Linked DNA regions of Homo sapiens: regions 2 and 3 are each linked to region 1. A link is a loop called in an ENCODE intact Hi-C map of the cell type or tissue named here. Cell type or tissue: ascending aorta. All regions are shown on one strand.

The links. Peaks named below come from ENCODE experiments on the same cell type or tissue, not always from the same donor. Only the 100,000 strongest peaks of a DNase experiment are listed, where the experiment ranks them.
Region 2: it touches region 1 in a loop (5-fold over the local background); 3 of 110 quality-filtered maps call a loop at or near these places.
Region 3: it touches region 1 in a loop (6-fold over the local background); 4 of 110 quality-filtered maps call a loop at or near these places.

Annotation. Positions count from the first base shown.
Region 1 is chr6:84,773,652-84,776,151 of GRCh38, forward strand. It overlaps LOC124901494 (a long non-coding RNA gene), which reads left to right and starts at 155. Exons shown (of 2, transcript XR_007059927.1): 1 at 155-401. RefSeq lists an enhancer at 1-15 and a silencer at 1,166-1,315. In ascending aorta, CTCF peaks have their summits at 82 and 1,219 (motif pointing left); DNase peaks (open chromatin) are centred at 60, 220, 810 and 1,220; H3K4me3 peaks cover 1,578 bases; H3K27ac peaks cover 1,527 bases.
Region 2 is chr6:85,463,824-85,466,323 of GRCh38, forward strand. All of the region lies in intron 1 of NT5E (5'-nucleotidase ecto), which reads left to right. Among named protein-coding and RNA genes, the nearest start is that of NT5E, 15 kb to the left of the region's middle. RefSeq lists an enhancer at 1,921-2,010. In ascending aorta, no CTCF peak of the experiment used is centred here; DNase peaks (open chromatin) are centred at 578 and 1,098; H3K4me3 peaks cover 399 bases; H3K27ac peaks cover 2,500 bases.
Region 3 is chr6:84,515,733-84,518,232 of GRCh38, forward strand. The region is part of intron 2 of LOC107986620 (a long non-coding RNA gene); the gene reads left to right. Among named protein-coding and RNA genes, the nearest start is that of LINC01611, 42 kb to the left of the region's middle. In ascending aorta, no CTCF peak of the experiment used is centred here; no DNase peak of the experiment used is centred here; H3K27ac peaks cover 875 bases.

The DNA of each region.
Region 1 (2,500 bases):
CGGTGCTAAGTGCACAGTAAGTGCGAAGAATAAATACATCATCTCCCGGGGCGGCTGTCTCGAAAACGCCTCTCAGCTGCCTGCGTTTCAGAGCCCGTCAAGGGTTATAGCTTAGTGTGGGCGTCCGCGCCGCGCCTGCGCCTCCGAGCGCCGGCCGAGAAGGGCGCGCAGCCACAGCCACCACATGCCACTAGCCCCGCAAGGCGCCTGACTCCTCTAAGGGGAACTCGTAATGCTCACCAAAAGCCTCAGAAACCCTGGAACCTATAAGACCGCACCACCGCGCAAACGGTGTCCCGGGCTGCGCTCCCGCACTGCACCGGCAGCCTATGAGGCGAGGCCAACCCGGAGACTGCGCGCGACGGGCGTGCGTGCGTGCGCCCGCAGATTCGCTTCAGGCGGTAGGTGTGGAGTACCTGGGCAGCTCCGGCGGGAATGGTGTTGGGGAGAAGGAGCTGTCATTCATAGTCTTCTACATATCTGAATAAAGAATTGCTTTTTAAAAATAGGTTCAGAGCCTAGTGAGTGAAAACTTAAAAGTCCCCGCGAGGAGCTCTAGTTCCCGGGCGGCGCGGCCCCGACTTTCTCGTCGGTAGCGCTCTGGCCTTGGGCGCCCGCCGCTTTGGCTATGGAGGTACAGTGGCCGCGTCCCGGGGAGCCTGGGCCTCCTTGCGGCTCCGAGCCTCCGCGGCGCCCGCGCCCCGACTCTCCGGTCCCGGCTCTCTCCAGGCCCGGCTGTCTCCGGTCCCTCACTGACTTCGCCAGCCGCACCACCCACCTCTTTCTCCCGCAGACGTAAACCCGAATACGCCCCGGCCTTGGGCCTAGGGCCTCGGCCTCGCCTGGCTCTACAGGATTCGGGGGCGGGGTAGGCCGGCAGAGCTCAGCTCGCGCCGTGGGTCCACATGTTTTTATTTCGTGACCCTGACCGCGTCCCGGCCATAACTTCCTCTGCGTTACAACGGGGATAATAATCCCCGGCCGGCCTGCCGGATGGTGGCGGGATAATATATCCCGGTGAGGGAAGGACCGAGCTTGGCAGAGACACTTAACTGTCCCACTGTGTGGCTGTTCACAGTCCGCCCAGATTTAGGGGTGGGATGGGGGGTTTTCGGGCCCCGGCCTGCTCCCCCTCTCCAGACCCCGCAGAAAGGGGTTCATGGGCAATTAGGTTCCGCTGGACTCGCCGGGCTGCGGGCGGGTGAGCGCCGCCGGGCACCGGGCGGGGGCACGTGGCGCCCTCTGGGGACCGTCCGCCGCACTGCCTGGCGTCCTGCCTGGGGAGGCGCAGCCTAGCCCAGCACCTCCCGCCGTCTCAGGCTCGGAGGAGCTCTGTACCTGGCTCCGCGCTGACCCCTCCACCTGGCTGAAGGCAGCAGCCCTGGGAGACTCTGGCACTCTGGGCCGGAGCAGGAGCTGTGCCCCATGGCAACCCAGACTGAAAGGGAAGCCCTGTCTGTTGCTCTTTGCTGCGGATTCGAGGGAGGCCGTCTCGAGTCGCTCAGAAGCGACCTAAAGAAGGCACTGGCCTCTGTGCGCCGAACCTCCACGAGATAGACTAAGTCTCCCAACCGTTTACAAAAATATGAAGCCATCTGGAAAAGCGAGCAACCACATGGATGGAGGGAAACAATTAAAAATAAAAGGTAATTAGGAGGAGGGACCTGAAAGGAATATTAACGTAAATGTTCTTTGCGCTTGAGTGTGAGATAACCCCAGATTTTATTTTATGAATTTCTGTCTAAACCTCAGAATTTTAATGGAACAAACGAACCAACCGACAAACAAAAATGCCAAGTATCCTCAAGCCCTGGCCAGCTAAGGGATATTTCCCAGTCAAGTTCCCAAGACCCATTACCGTTATCATCGCTCCATGTAGTGGTGGATGAATGAGCAACTCCTCCATTGCATTTCCATTTAAAATCCCAGGACACTCCACCTGTAACTTTCTTTGACTTCTCTCATTAGTGAAGTTATTTTTGCCCCCCCCACTTTTTTTTTTGTTTAGAAGGGCACATTTCACAAGTTTATCAGTAAATCAACTGTTTCAAACTGCCCCCATCTTGAATGATAGCTGACCAAAAAAAAAACAAAAGCAAAGTAAAGGCATATAGGGTGGTGATCTAAAGTGCTTACGGACTCTCAGTTGCATAGTTATTTCTAAGGCTTCATTTTTTACAAAATGAAACATTTTGGGGCAGTTACAGTTACATTAGTACATGTTGTGGAAATAAGCTTGCATTTAGGGAAAAATTATTAGAAACAGCTGTGATGTTAATGATTCAAAACCCAAAGTACTCAGTATGCTTAGTATCTACTTTTCATCATATTTTTTGTGTGCATCCACATAATGCATACTCTCTGTGTGTAATACAAGACACTTGTTTAATAAAGCAAACGATTGTCTGTGTCAGGGAGATTTGGTCCTCTCTGCCTCTCCCAGTCCATGTGCAGAACAGATCAAAGACCCGAAGTACCTCTGTCTTTCCAAAGGCAGCCA
Region 2 (2,500 bases), 690 kb after region 1:
AAGAAAAACTGGTAGAAGGAAGTCAAATGAAAATACAAGTTTCTAAAGAAAATAAGTATTTACAAAGGAATTTGTCTGCATTAATTTCTGTGGAAAAGTTAGCTATGTATAGAAGAAAGAAACTTGTTAGTAATTCTTTCATTCATTCATTTATTCATTCAACAGTGAATCCCTGCCATGGTAGTACTAACTACTTGCACTGTGGTAGTGCAAGGGATACATTTGCTGTGCAAGTAGTTAGGAATTTTTTTTTTTTTTTTTTTTTTTTTTAGTGCTTTGTGTATGCTAGGCTTTATGCAAATATACAGCCAAGCACAGAGGTTAAGAACTTTGGAATCAAACCGAAGTGGTTCTAGTCCCAGCTCCCCCTTACAAATTGTGTGATCTTCAACAGTTCATTTAACTTCTCTAGATCTCAGATTTTCTCATCAGTAAAATGAGTGCAGTAAGAGTACCACCCTCACAGCATGAAATCAGATTTTCTGTACTCTTTACTAACTCACTTTCCATGACGCTGGCATGTGGCAAGTGCTGACTCAATACTGGCTCATTTCCTTAACTGCTTTTATTTTATTCATTCACTGCCATTCCAGAGGAAACTGCGGTTCTGAGATGTGCCCTGGGTCACTGCTGAGGAGCGGACGGAGCCTGGGAGGGAGCTACCCCTGCCTTGTTTCCTCACACTTTATGGGGTGGGTGTCAGGAATGAGGCTGGAGGGGAAGGCAAAACCAGATCCCTAAGAGCCCCCTGGACCCTGCTTAGGGTGTTTACTTCTATCATAAAGGCTGTGCTTCTGTAGAGACCTAAGGCAGAGAGTGCCAAGGTCAGGTTTGCATTTGAGAAAAGTTTTTCTGGCAGCAATATAAAGAATAGTTTAGCAAAAGAAATGAGAATAGCTGGAAACCCAGTTAGGAGGCTGTGGTAGTCCAGGAGCACACTAAGGCAGCAACAATAGGTGGATGGAAACTGGAGCATTTAGGTAAGGGAGAGGGATGCCAGAGGACGTGATGGTGAGGGAGAGGGAAGAGGGTGGGACTCCACCGCACCAGGGCTTCTGGCTTTATTGACTGGGTATATGGTGGCATCCTGGGCCAAGACAGTGAGTCACAGGGAAGAGGCTTTGAGCCTGGTAAGCTTGGGACACTTTTGAGACATTGGGAGGAAATGACACATGGCAGTTGACATACAGATCTAGACGTCAGGAGAAAAGTCAGGGCTGGAGATTTTCGGTTTACAGTTGAAGGTATGAGTAGGAATGAGATCATTTACTCAGTCCATCCCACCACATTGAGCACCATGAATAAGGGGCTCCTCTCCCCATGGGGCAAGAGAGGTGAAAAGACAGTCAAAGTCACTACTTTCAGGAGGATTAGGCTCAAGTTAGGATGGGGAGGTGGAGAAGGCATCAAACAAATAAATGAAAACTATAACTTCAGTTATTGCCAAGTGCTAGGAATATAATGTTGCTGTTAAACTGCAAGGTGGCTAACAAGTTGGATAGTCTTTCTTGAAGAACTGTAGAAACATTCATTAAAAACAAAATAATTTTATAGTTAAGCAAGAAAGTGATTGTACTATAACAAGGGAGACTTATTTCACCATAGGAAAAAAATCATAACATTCTAAGAATAGAAGGAAAAAATAACAATTACCCAAGCCTGCAACAACCTGTAAGACCAGATCAGCTTTTAAGAGGAAAGTTAATTAGATAACAGGAAGAGGTAAAAATGAGATCATCAGAGATGGGGGAAAAGGCAAATTTAGAAATTCTGAATTTAATAGGGGAGACAAGTATGTAGGAATATAAACACATTGTGCTTTCTCTGCACAAACACATTCACATGAGGATGTATACACAACCCTTGCAGGCACAGGTACTCAGTGAATGCCTGCGTGCCAAGGAGGGGGACAGCACTGAGCAGGAGAGGTGGCAGGGCCTGGTGGCCCAGGAGCACTCATATAGTCAGGAGACTGATATAAAAGAAAGATCCTGCTAACATGCCATTACAGAGTATGGAATGAGCAAGGAAGGAAGAGGGTGAGGCTGTAAGAGAGTGCACAGGCCCTCATTTAAATGGACGGGTCACCAGCCAGTACTTCATGCCTGTTCCTAGATGACCCACAAAGTGAAACGAAACTGGATGTGGTATTTAGCAAGTCTGAGATTTGCTGGTTTAAGTACTAAGTTAGCAAACCAGCCTTGGCAGCCAGAGCAGGTAGGGTAGGGGGCCCAAGGAGATGGGTGTATCCAGGAGGCCAATGGAGGAAGGAGAGGAAGGTTTTCTGGGAAGCCAGCTGACATGTCATGCTTTGTCAGTGGGGCCTCTGCATGGATTCCCTCCACTCCCCCCCAGCCCCCAACTCACTACGGGGAGCTGCAAAATGACAGACAATGGGTGGTTTTGTACCCAGCAGCCACTCCTCAACCAGTGAGGAATGGGAGAGAGATAAGAAGGTGGGAAACAAGGATTGCTTGTCACCATCCCTGCTCCTCCTGAA
Region 3 (2,500 bases), 260 kb before region 1:
GTGCGTACATTTTGAGAAATTACGAAAAATTTCATCAGTGTTTTCTAAAGCAATTTATGCAGAATAACAACCAGAAGAGATTATCTGTAATAAACAATTTCCATGGTCAGATAAGTTTGGGAAAGCTCCATCTAATATACTTCTTGTTAGAAATCCTTAATTTGCATATTAAAGGCTCTGAGAAATACTGCAGGAAAGAAACCTACTTCTCAAATAGATTTCAGCATAGGAATTTGTTTTGGGGATGAGATTTACTAATTTTCTGTGGAACTAGTACTCTGCAGGCCTCATTTGGGAAATTCTGATTGCAAGCCAATGGTAGACTTTCTAAGGGAGATGAACAAGGTTTAGAGACCCAGAGTCCCAGCTTTAATCCCCAATACTTAGGAATCTTTATAGAAAGGTGAAAAAGCTTGTAGTTTAATAATGACACCTAATATTTGTGTGGCTTTTGTAATTTTGTAGGCCCCCTTTCACACTTTTCACTTTAAAAATAAAATCCTGACTCGATTCCTGTGAGCCATACAGATGAAGCTTATTATTATCTCTATATGAGTGAATAAACAAACTCTTACGACAAGTGAATAAACAAACCCAGAGAGATTGCCTTGGTATGTCATGCATTTCTACATCTTGTGCATTATTCATCACATAATACATCCAAGCTTTAGATGACCTGGAAGCTCAGATTCCAGCAATATCTCAGCTTATGAGATTTTTGCTAAATTTACTAATAATGTATTATCTCCTTTATGGGAATAATGATTATACTGATTGGCCACTGGTAGAAAGAGCTGTGAATTACTTTTCCAAAGGTGTTGATGAATTGACTTAAACTCAGGTACCTCGATGATATAGTTTGGATATTTGTCCTCACCTAAATCTCATGTTGAATTGTAATCCCCAACATTGGAGGTGGGGCCTGGTGGGAAGTGACCAGACTGTGGGGAGAATTTCTCAAGAATGGTTTAGCACCATCCCCTTGGTGCTGTTCTCATGACAGTGAGTGAGTTCTTGTGTGATCTGGTCATTCAAAAGTGTATGGCACCTCCCTGCCACACTCTCTCTTTCTTGCTACCTCTTTCACCATATGAGGTGCTTGGTCCCCCTTTGCCTTCTGCTGTAATTGTGGGCTTCTTGAGGCCTCCGTGGAAGCTGATGCCAGAGTTATGTTTCCTGTATAGTCTGCAGAACCATGCACCACATAAACCTCTTTTCTTTAAAAATTACCTAGTCTCTGGTATTATTTCTTATAGCAGTGCAAGAATGGCCTAATACACTCTGCTTCATCTGTCCTGCACCCAGTGGGGTCCAGTGGCTTAGTTATTACACATAGCCATGGCTGGGGGTGAATTTGTATCTGAGGAATTATTTTTGTCTATGTAACTTTATTTGACCCTTTAAAGAAATGAATTCATACAAGTGTTCCTACACTATGCCTTGATCCTATTAGTTAACATATTCCACTAATATAATCCTTTAGCTAATACAACCTGTGGCCTTTTAGAGTTATTATCCTAGTACTTCGGTCTTACTTTTTAAAATTTTTATGACTTTTTTTTCCCCTACACTTTTCCACAGCCTGACTTCTCTAAAGCTCATTCTAATTTATCTTACTCCCAAGACTCATGGACTTTCCTTCACTAGCATGGCTGCCACAAACATATTTAGATTAATATCTAAATTATAAGACTAAATATTTAACTACATCTGTAACAAACTATTTTAAATAGTGAGCACACATCTGAGTGTACCTGGGAAAGCTTTCTGACTCTTCAACATCCTTAATAATGTGGCTAAATGTCACATTCCTACATTTAATGTATCTTCCCCTGTCCTCTCTCACCCATCACCTGCCATTCAATTCTGATGTTTGTGTCAAATTTGAGTTATGACTATAGGTAGGTGTTACTTTCAGGAATTATTTAACAAATTTCCCCTAAGTTTTAGTGTCTATGCTTTTTTCAATGTAAAAAAATTTACTAAGTTGTACATAACAACTCCTTTTCTTCTAGGTTAAACTGAGACTTATTTTCTTAGGCTTTTAACCACAAAAATATAGACCTCTCTAGAAACACTTCATTTCCAGCCCTAACTTTGTAATCTGTTTTGTTATAACTGATCCAGAGAAAATAAAAATGCCTCATGTTTGAAGTCTACGCTATTCAAGGGTAAACTATGTCTCACTTTGAGTCATTTTATATGTTCATTATATCTAGAAAAACAATTTGAATAATAAAAGTGCCAAATGTTAACTCAAGCTATAAACATACAATGGCATATTTACATCATATATCAAACTTTTCTAGATTTCTTTTCTTAATGCTTCTCATCCTGCACTAAAATCCTTAACTCATTTGTTTCTTGATTTATGAGATAGATTAATTATTTTTGATTAATAAAAATTAGAACCTTTAATTGGACTCTATTTGAGTTTGGTTGCATTAAATGAATCTACTGGTGATCAAAAATATATTTTTAAAGGGAGTTTAGGGTAATA